Linked DNA regions of Mus musculus: region 2 is linked to region 1. The links are chromatin contacts, found by Hi-C or POLR2A ChIA-PET in ENCODE. All regions are on one chromosome and are shown on one strand. Each heading gives the region's core, a stretch centred on a gene start or an enhancer-like site at or near the end of the contact. The rest is flanking DNA. Distances are from core to core; before and after follow the strand shown. Region 1 holds the start of Prkcd (protein kinase C, delta). Region 2 holds the start of Sfmbt1 (Scm-like with four mbt domains 1).

What was found. Hi-C counts contacts between places; a loop is a spot of excess contacts on that map. ChIA-PET counts read pairs that join two places held with the same protein, here RNA polymerase II (POLR2A).
Region 2: a loop to region 1 is called in a map of T-helper 1 cell, with 2.1 times the contacts of the local background. The contact joins the promoter of Sfmbt1 here to the promoter of Prkcd in region 1. A Hi-C loop is called at or near these places in 2 of 37 maps with a recorded cell type or tissue (T-helper 1 cell and T-helper 2 cell). POLR2A ChIA-PET finds 5 or more read pairs at or near these places in 2 of 5 experiments (Patski and embryonic stem cell).

What each region holds. Positions count from the first base shown.
Region 1 is chr14:30,623,939-30,629,363 of GRCm38, forward strand. It overlaps Prkcd (protein kinase C, delta), which reads right to left and starts at 2,270. Exons shown (of 18, transcript NM_011103.3): 1 at 2,042-2,270.
Region 2 is chr14:30,713,482-30,719,023 of GRCm38, forward strand. Sfmbt1 (Scm-like with four mbt domains 1) reads left to right here and starts at 2,134. Exons shown (of 21, transcript NM_001166532.1): 1 at 2,134-2,394.

The sequences.
Region 1 (5,425 bases), core at 1,020-3,519:
CATAGTGGCGAGGCTGGGCTTGGGACTCCTGCTCTTAAAGGGCATAGTAAGTATTTGACTCCATTGCTTTTTGGTCCAGACCCTGAGGTCTCAATCATACCATTATAACCCCAGGACTTGTCCCTAGCTCTCTTCATCTCTCCAGGAGCCAGGGCTGGGCTTGTGCACGCCAAGCACACACACAGTGCTTCCTGCTCCCATAAACTCATGGGCAGCCGGACACTCACCTTCCCTCACCTCCTAGCACACCCCTCCTGTTGCTATTACCCACACTCAACCTCTCTGTTACCCACAAGCCCCATCACTCCTCAATACACACCCGCAGTTTCATACAGTCAGACTGTGAGTCTCCTACCAGTCACCCTTTGCTACTGGAGTTCCATATGGCAGTGTCACCTTCCACACAGTCCTGTCATATACCTGAGCCTTTACAGTATCGTACAAAGATACTGTCACTGAGAAACAAAACACACACACACACACACACACACACACACACACAGAGCAGCCGCCCTCTGCTGGCCTGTTCACCACACCCCAATCTAATCCATAGCAGGAACGAGGAAACCCAGTCCCCTCCTCTGTCCCTGATCAGCTTGGTCATAGAGGATCAGTAGCAGAGGAAGAAGAACCGAATATGATTAGAGGCACGCTTACACACAAGCCTAGGGGGTCGGCACACCGATAGCGTGGGCTCCCACAATTAAAGGAATGAATGTACTCTGGCCAGAGGGTTGTTGTGATATAATGCACAGACCTTTGGAACACACAGGGACACAGAGACATGAGCAAGCCAAGGCACAAAATATACAGGGGAAGCCTCTACATACAAGGCATGATTACCAAGTTGCACGGGGCACACACCAAGCCTCAGAACACACAGACAGCCATGAAGTATATGCAAGTCACACGTGAAAAAGGACACATTCACAGGGGAAGTCCCACTATGACAAATAATACACAAAGAGACAAGATACACACTATACTCACAAGTCCAGACACAGATACTACAGCAACAGAAGCCAGACTCCTCCGAGGGCCCAGGGTAGCGGCCAAAGGAAAAAGGGATCTCCCCCACTCAGTCTAAGTCCTCCAGGTTTGAGTGGGGTGCTGAGTGAGGCTCCCTTCTCTCCCCTCCCCTGTATAAGAGAGTTGGGGAAGTGGGAGCAGTTGTGATGGTGCTCCCTCTCCACTGCCAGCCGGCAGGGCAGAGCACTCCCGTCACTGCTGTCCTCATCACCTTACTGGGCCCCCAGAGGGGGTGGCGTCTCTCCAGTGGGACAGAGACTGACAGCACCAGGCAGAGACCACCCGGAGAAGGGACACGGGGGATCAGAGAGGACAGGGGAATGGTGGAGGCTGGAGCCACGCCCAGCTCAGAGACAGATGGAAAGCCAAGAAAGACACCGAGACTGAAAGAAGAGATAGGGCAAGGAGGCGGCGCCGTGAGAGTCCGCCCGCCTGGGACCCAAGCACTGGAGGCTAGGGAGACAGGCGGCCCGCCCTCCGCCCGGTGGTGAAAAGGACCGGAGACTGGACTGGCAGGGGCAGGCGAGCGTGGGCTGGGGGTGCGGCTCTGGGAGGACTGGGTCGAGGGGACGGCGGATCTGGTGGGGGTGGGGAGACGGAGTACACGGACGGCGAGGGGCAAACAGACCTGGCCTGGGAGCAGAGGACCAGGCAAGAGGGGGTGGGGACCGACGAATGTGCAGAGTCCCCTGAGAGATTTGAGAAGATCGGACGGTCCCTCGGCGGGGATAAAGACACACAGGGGTGGAGTAGGGGGTTAAAGATGCTGGGAGTAGTCGGGCCTGGGCTCCAGCCGTCGAAGAGAGGGTCAGACCGACCAGGGTATGGAGGCACCGGCGGGTCTCCGTGCTCGGCGGGACTTTGGCTGCTCCTGGCTCAGTTTCTCAGTTTCAGAACCAGGAGCCAGAGAAGAAAGCGGGGAATGGAGACTACGGGCGAGGAAAAGGGGGAGAAAGGCCGCTGCGCCCTCGAGTTAACTCGGACCCCGCGCCCGGGCCCAGCTCTCACTCACCTCCCGACGCAGGGCCAGGCGCCAGGGGTCCCGGCGAGCCGGGGTCCGTCTCGTGGCGCGGCTCTCCCGGATGCGCGTGGACGGGGAGGTAGGCACAAGTCTGATCCGGACGGGTCCGGAGGCCAGTGGGGACCTCCCGGGTCCCGGCTCGAAGGGTAGATGTCCACGGGCCGCTCGCGGGATCCCCGCGGCCGCCGCCTCCTGCTCTGGCGCCGCGGCACACGGAAGTGCAAAGGGGAGGGGCTGCGCGACCTCACCCAGGTGCCGGCCCCGGTCCCGCCCCCACTCAGGACCCGCCCCACGGGCGCCCGCCCCTTCGAAGCTCCGCCCACGTGAGCTGGGGGTCCAGCGCGTCTCAGCCTCTTTGAGTTGCAAGTCCTTGGGTCCCCAGATCTGTTAGCCGTCTCTGGCTCTTGTGGCGCCTCGCCTGCCAGTGGCACGCAGGCCATCCCATCTCAGGGGACTAATTTATAGAGGAGGACTCCGAGGCCAAGTTGGGGGGTGGGGTTGAGCACTGCACACACAATGGAGCCCAGGAGGCACCGACGGGGCTTCCCCAACTACTTGCGCCCACACCCGGGACTCCCCACTGGCCAGCTGGCCCGCCTTGCCTGGCCTCATTCCTCTTCCTGCTGGCTTGAGCAGAGCCACGCCGCCAGGCCTGCCGGTTCCAGTCCTGCCCGAGAGAAGGAGCTGGGAGGTCTCCAGGGCGAGAGGTTCTAGCCAGTTTGTCTCAGCACTGCTCCTCAGACAATTGTGGGAATTGCCTCTGCCCCCATCTCACTGTCTTTCCTGAGCCCACGGTTCAGAGCTCCCCTTGCTCAGTCAAGCTCATAAGAGGGATTTGATTGTCAGCTGTAACTCATTCACTCATTAAGGGTCCCCTGGGCCCAAAGTCTGAGCACCAAATGGGAGCCAGGGACTCCATTTTTCTGTCCCCAAAGCCCAGAACACTAAGCTGTTACATTATACTTACCCAAAGAAATGACTTCCTGGGCTGGGCAGATGATCGTTTTTTCTAGCACGCAGAGAGCGCTGTGTTTGACCCCCACCACAGAGTAAACCACAGATGGAGGCTCAGAATAATACTCCAGTGCTCAGGGGGAGAAAGCAGGAGAATAGAGTGTGGACGCCAGCCTGTTCATGAGAGACCTTGTCTCAACAAAACCAAACAAACGAGAACTCTTCCTGGGAGGATACAAGAGGGTTCTAATAGCCCAAGATACCTAAGTTCCTTCTGGAAAACTACCTAGAAGGAATAGAAGTCTAGACAGCTCTTTGCCGACTGAGATCAAGAGAAGTGCTGCTGCAGGGGCTGGTGAGATGGCTCAGTGGGTAAGAGCACCCGACTGCTCTTCCGAAGGTCAGGAGTTCAAATCCCAGCAACCACATGGTGGCTCACAACCATCCTTAACGAGATCTGACTCCCTCTTCTGGAGTGTCTGAGGACAGCTACAGTGTACTTACATATAATAAATAAAAAAATAAAAAAAATAAAAAGAGAAGTGCTGCCCCACCCGTGGAGGCTTGAAACTTCCAGGGATGGGGGACCCTGGCAGAGATGTGGGGCTCCAAACCTTATTTTAAATGTACATTGGGGATTGAGCTAGAGAGAGGAAACCACAATGACTCGTCCCTTCTGTAGAAAGAGGAAGGCTGCTGCTTCCCTCTACCCTGAAAGAAAGAGGACCCAGTTTGAAAATTAGTATTTAAGTCCCCAGTCCTGATAACTGTCCCCACCCCATGACAGTGGATTCTTCCCACAAAGTTGACTGGGCAAATTGGATTCCTTCTGGAACCTTCTGCCTCACATCAGGCTTGTAAGCATGCTGTTTCCTGGGTCATTTCCTATTAACATTCCTCTACCTGTCTCTGCTGTGTCTCTTCCCATCTGTGACTCCCTGATGCTCTTCCCATCTATGCCCTTTCCATCAGCTAAGGGACCCTATTCTTTTTGTTGTTGTTGTTTTGTTTTGTTTTTTTGAGACAGGGTTTCTCTGTGTAGCCCTGGCTGTCCTGGAACCCACTCTGTAGATCAGGCTGGCCTCAAACTCAGAAATCTGCCTGCCTCTGCCTCCCGAATGCTGGGATTAAAGGTGTGCACCACCACGCCTGGCTTGGGACCCTATTCTTTTTTTTTTTTTTTTAATATTTATTTATTTATTATATGTAAGTACACTGTAGCTGTCTTCAGACACTCCAGAAGAGGGCGTCAGATCTTATTACAGATGGTTGTCAGCCACCATGTGGTTGCTGGGATTTGAACTCAGGACCTTAGGAAGAGCAGTCGGCACTCTTAACAGCTGAACCATCTCACCAGCCCCCGGGACCCTATTCTTTAGCTTACTTGGGAAAGCTAAACTCTTGAGCTGAAGGAAAGGGTGTGCGGGGGTGAGCTCAAGTGACCTTTGCCCACCTGGAGTTGGGTTTCACCCTATCTGGCTCCTCCTCCAGATCCGCAGCAGCCAACCTAGCCTCTCCCTCAACATCAACAAAGGACCTACCCTGTGCCAGGGACCACAGCGGGAGAGCCAGCCATTGGGGAGCTCTAGATTCAGCCACTAAACCTTTCTTCCCACATGCTGCCTTCTGCCTTGGGAAAAGGAGATGAAGAAGACTGGGTGGTTGGGGATGGGGTCTACCCAGTACTGGGCCTTGTCTTAGGTGCTAGATATGTGTCCTGCATATGATCTTCAAACCCAACTTTGGTGACTAGCAAGGGGAACTGTGATATAAGGAAATGTAGAGTAGCTAAGATGGCCATGTTCTGGCAAAGGCACAAGAGCAGTGCGTGGTGGGCTTCTCTCCAGAGACTGGCCTGGCCCAAGGAACTCAGAGAAGACAGGCTTGGGTAGAGGTCAGGGACTTCAGGCCCAGGTTGGTTAGGACCACTCATTATGGAGCTGGGTACAGCACTGGGTAGGCACTGGGTAGGCCTGAGCTGTCCCTAACTAACCTCATAAGGGCCTATCGAGGCCTCAAAGGAAACTGGCTGTATCATGTGCTGACTCTATGACCCTGACTGTATCATTGTGACCACGCCCTTTCCAGCTTAAGTCCTCACCTGTAAAAGTGGCTGCACAAGGAAAGAGAAACACAGACAAACACAGACAGACAGACAGACAGACACAGGGGAAGGAGAGAGCGAGAGCAAGAGAGAGAGAGAGAGAGAGAGAACACAGAGTTTGATCCAAGGTGGACCTCTGCTAAGGACGTGGTCTGTATGTTTGTATGTTTAGGATTACAGGAATGGTCATTATGCTAAGTCACAGGCTCTCAGCTTTGAAAGGGCACGGGATAGTCCTCAACACAGGGTATTGATCCTCTAGCAAGGCTGAGCATCCACACAGAAGTGATCCCCCTCTTCTCTTTCTCCTCCTCTCC
Region 2 (5,542 bases), core at 884-3,383, 89 kb after region 1:
TTTGCTAAGCAAAAAACAAGGGGAAATTATTTAATAAATGGTGACTGCATAAACAATAACCATTGTAATAGAGGAAGGAAATTAGATCTACATTTTTATCTATTTACTCCAAAACAGAGCAAAACTAAGATTGGATAGATGATCTTAGAATAATAAAATATGCAAAGAAATTATACCAGTAGACAGGTGCATGAAAGCTCACTTTGTTGGCATTCAACAATGAAAACAAAAACAAAAACAAGTAAACAAACAACCAACACCCAGAGGACTAGAATGACAGATGAACTGTAAACTAAAGCAAAAAAGAACATCAGACAGGGGCAACATTCCCTTCAATAACAAAAGTGAAAGATCCTTAAAAGAAAAAAAAAACTTTTTTTTTTTAAGTTAGAAGAGATTCAACTCGAGACAATAGATATGAACAACAGGTTATGTACAGAAGGGGAAATACAGATAGCAAATGGGGAAATTTTGAATGTTTAGTCATCCAAGAAGTGCCAAATAAGGTCACCTTAAACTAGGCATCATTCAATGTAGGGGAGAAAAGTTGTCCCTCAGTGTTTAGGAATGTGCATTCAATTCCTTACACTCTTCCTTGCTGGTGAAAGAACTGGGGCAAGAGAGGGCCATTCACAGCTTTCTACCTAAAAACTTTCCCATTCCTAGAAACTCAGCTCATCTGTGGACCGCATGGATGTGTTAGCAGACAACTGCAATGTAATAAAATACACAAGCAGGAACTATATACCTTAAAAACGACCATGCAAACAAAAAATGTTAGTCATAGTAGCAAATAAATGAAAATGTGTGCTTGCAAGCATGTATCTATGAAGAAGGGTTTTTTTGTTTGTTTGTTTGTTTGTTTTTTGTTTTTGGCCGGGGCGGGGGGGGTGTTGGGAGGGGGTGGGTGGGAGCTCAAATTGTGTAGCAATAATTGAATATCCTTTTATATTCTTCTTTATTTTTTTTTCTTGTTACTTTGTCTTTTCAATGGTGCTTACACTTACAAAAAGAAAAAAATCATCTGGCGTTTGTAATGTGCATATTTCCCAAGGTTGCCCAAAAACATGAGAAAGATGCTAATGGGAGCATCCCAAGACCTTCGTGTGTGTGTGTGTGTGTGTGTGTGTGTGTGTGTGTGTGTGTGTGTGTGTCTCGCCTCCTCTTCTCTAAAAGAAAGGAGTCTTCCTTGAGTAGGAGCCCCTGACTGAGGCCATCTTAGGCTGGAGAGTCTGGTCTCATTGGCACTCCGGGATCCCACAGGCGCTGGGATTTTCTTCTGAGGGAACTTTCTGGAGCAGGTGGGTGTGCTTCCTATTGACACCTGTGCTCGCTGAAGAAGGGTTGAGTAGCCGAACGTAACTGCCTGTGGGCACCTTCCGATTCGAGGCTGATTCACAGCATTTTTGAGCTTCTCCTGAAGCTCTTAGGTCAACCTGTGCCCCTTTGCGGCAGGACAACTCATTTACTGAGCCTGGACATGAGGTACGTAGAGGCGTTCGAGTCGGACTCGGTAGACGAGCACTAGAGTGCCCTGCTAGATCTCAAAGAACGTGTAGGATTCCCGACGTGGTCCGGCGGGCGGGCGCAGCTCCCTCGGCCACGGTATGCGCCCCTTGGGGACCTGCAGAACTGCTGCCTCTCTGCTAATACCATCTTGCTCGAGGTGGTCACGTGCGGGCTACAGTGGCGCGCTTCGCCAGGGACGGATGGATCAGGGACTTCGCGGGGTCCCGAGCCGCTCTGTCCAGAAGCCCGAGGTGAGGTCTTTCTTTCCAGAATCCCAAGCAAGGCCAGGACGCGCCTCCGGAGCCCGAGGACGCCGTCTCCAAGCCGTTCTCCGTCCATGGCGCCGTCGGGGATCAGAGGCTCACGCCGCGACGCCCAGCGCCACGGCCTCGCGGGTGTCTTTCGGCGAGGTGCGGACAGGGGGACGCGAGCAAAGCGGCGGGTTATGGACCCGGGCCCGCGGACGCGTCGTCTCCCGTGCAGCTCCAGCTCCGCGAGCCGGTGGGCTTGGGGAGGCCGGGTCGGGAGTGCCACGCGCGCGAAGCGAGGGGCGCGGGTTGCCGGGAGGGAGGACCGCGGAGCTGGGGGAGGGAGTGGGGGGGCCGCGGGCGCATGCGCCTTGCGTCCGTGCCATATTGGAATGAGTCGGAGCGCGGAGCGCCGCCGCCGCCGCCTCCGCCGGAGCGCGGGTGCAGGGGGGCGGGGAGAGCTGCCGGCCGCCCCGCTCTGCCGGGCTCAGCAGGAAGGAGGGCGCGAGCAGCGCGAGCGGAAAAGGCGCCCCGCGCGGGCGAGCGCCAAGAAGGAAAGAAAGAAAACCGAGCGAGCGGGCGGGCGTGCGAGCGAGCGGGGAGAGCGAGCAAGCGCGCGCGCGAAAACTCCCGTCAGGTAAAAAAAGCGGGGCGGCCGGCTGGGCCTTCCCGCGCGGCGGCCTGAGGGGTGGTGCGGCGCCCTCCCAAAGAGGCCCAGCAACTTTGCCAGCGGGAAGCGCCGGGAGCCAGCGGGCAGCGAGCGCGCGATCTGAGGCGCCAACGGGCGGCGGCGGCGCGTTGGGCGGGGGGGACGACTGGAGTGGGTGGGGGGACGCGGCGCCCGCGCGCGCGGCCTGGCGCGGTCCCGAGGCTCGGCGCGTCGGCCGGCGGGGGCTGCGGGGACGCGCCCGGGCACCTCGCGGACGCGGCGGAGGCCGGCGGCGCCGGGAGAGAGAGAGAGAGAGGGAGAACGGGCGAGCGGCGCGCGTCAGCCCAGCTGGGCGCGAGAGGCCAAAGTGGCCGGGTGGCGGTAGCGGGCTCCCAACTTGCAGGCTCCGGTCCCCTGCCCCCATCGAGCGGCCTCCCGCCGAGCCCCCGCGGACCCGCCCCCCCGGGCTCGCTCCGGGCGGGGCGCGAACCCGCAGCCCGCGCGGCCGCTCAACTTCTCAGGGCCTAGGCGGCGGCGGCAGCGGCAGCAGCAGCAGCGGCGGCGGCGACAGCAAGCGCGGTGGCCGAGTCTGAGCCTCCACCGCAACCGGTGGCTCCGGCCTCTCAGGCGCTTCGCCTGGGGAGGCACCGCCGCCCGACCCCCTGCGCGGATCTGGGGAGCGTCCTGAGGCCGCTCGGCAGGTCCGTGACCGTTTCGTTTTCTGTTCCCAAGTCTTGTTTTGTTCGCTGTAAAGACGCTGGAGGGGCGAGCCCTGTGTCCTGGGAAGCAAGGCCTGCTCTTTGCGGAGCAGAAAAGCCTTGTGAGACTCGGGATAAATTCCCGCGGAAAGGATAGACGTCGTGTTAAGTTTCCCCCCCGAGATGCCAGCTGTTCGCGTGGGGTCTCAAACTAAGCTGTCAAAGCCAGGTCATCTTTAGAGCTTGCGGTGCAGTGGGGTGGGACGCGTCCTGTAGGGCTTTTTTTTTTTTTTTAACTTGGTGGGCGCTCTTCCCCGCGGGTCACTCACAGCAGTTACTGGCCCCAAGTGGTGTGTGTCTTGTGATTGCTGTATTCATCAAAAAGATCTGAAGGAAGTAACATGGAATTAGTCATTATCTGCGTATGGCCTCTCCTGAACCGCGATTTTTAAGATGTCATACTTTATTTCATCTGAAGCAAAATGAATGCTTTGAGCGTGTAACTGTTGTGTCAGCTGTCTAGATGGGGTGGAGGAGGAGGAACGTGTTTTCGTAAGTACACATTGGGGCCTGTTAACTCGCAGCAAATGAACTCTCTTAGGCCACAGGTAGAGTCAGAGTTCAGATTTGTTTGCAGTGTCAGGAACAGCCAGTTGGAACTAGAGGGACCTGAGAGAAGGAGCCAGTTGTGTTATAAGGTTATTACTCAGTTACCATTGGCGAGCCACTTTATCTTTGGGTAGGTGTCTTACCCAGTGTAGTTTTTTGTTTTTTGTTTTTGTTTTTTTTTATCTTCCTTATTATTTGCAAAAGTGGGATAAGTAGATCACCATGCTTTGGGTTCTAAAATTTGGAGACTTCTTAAAATGAGATTTTAAAAAAGTTTTGAAAGGTTCTATCTACATAAAATCACTCACAATATGTGTCTTTTTAAAAATAGATTGGAAAAAACATCTTGTTAGCTAAATCCAGAATAATTCTGTGGACTTTATTTGAACACAGACTTTTAAAGAAGGCATTTCAATATATTTAAGAAGTTACACCTTTCACAGTTTAACAATGAAATCGGGAAAGGACAGTTCGGCCTTGTTTTACATATGCATAAGTCTTGATGGCCATATACACATTAAGATACAGAACAGAGCATTTCCAGCCCTCCCCCCACCAAGGGATTCCTCTAATTGAGTAAACACCTGCCCTTTCCCTAAGGCAACCTCTGGCCTGACTTCTAACTCAACCAATGGATCTTGTCTGAAGCAGGACCCTTTAGAACGTGAAAGGGCAGTATTAACTATTGAAGGATAGCAGGTATCCTTGGAGATGTCATTTTGGTCCTGATGCTGTACTGGTGTAGGGTTCCAGTATCTACAGGGTCTTAAGACTATGACCTTTGGTCTTTGTGGTCAGAAGGACTCCCCCCCCCCCCCAAGACAGGATTTCTCTATATAGCCCTGGCTGTCCTGGAACTCACTCTGTAGACCAGGCTGGCCTCGAACTCAGAAATCCGCCTGCCTCTGTCTCCCGAGTGCTGGGATTAAAGGCATGCGCCACCACACCACTGCCCGGCTTCAGGAGGACATTTTTAACTGAGCAGTTTTTGGTGTGTTAGGATTGTGGTTTCTGGGGGTCTTTATGTTTATAGTCGTTATATTATTATATCATTTCCCATTTTGGGATACAGATTTGTAGAGAGTAGGTTTGAAGGAAGAAATTATGAATTTTTGAACAAGTTAAGAGTTAAAGGTGTCAGATGAATTAATTTTGTTAAGCTTAGAATTTGCAAAGACAATTGAATGAAAATTGATTTTTTTAAAAGTCTAGTGAATTCATAATATGGGTATACTGCTTTAACTACCTTTAAAATGACAGTTTTTTTTTTTTTTAGTTTACTAATATTTTCTTTGTTTGTTTGTTTGTTTTTTGAGACAGGGTTTCTCTGTATAGCTCTGGCTGTCCTGGAACTTACTCTGTAGATCAGGGGCTGGCCTCGAACTCAGAAATCCACCTGCCTCTGCCTCCCAAGTGCTGGGATTAAAGGCATGCGCCACCACACCTGGCTTTCTTTTCTTTTTTTGTCTTTTATTTATCTAATTTTTACACTCCAGATTTTATCTCCCCCCCACCCCTCACTCCAACTGTTCTACATCCCATATGTCCTCCCCACACCCCTGTTTCCAGGAGGATGTCCCCAACCCCCAACCAACCAGACCTCTAAACTCCTAGGGGCCTCCAGTCTCCTGAGGGTTAGGTGCATCTTCTTTGACTGAACCCAGACCTGGCATTCCACTGCTGTATATGTGTTGGGGGCCTCATATAAGCTGGTGTATGCTGCCTGGTTGGTGGTCCAGTGTTTGAGAGATCTTGAAGGTCCAGGTTAATTGAGATGCTGGTCCTCCTCCTCCTTCTTCCAGCCTTTCCCTAATTCAACCACAGGGGTC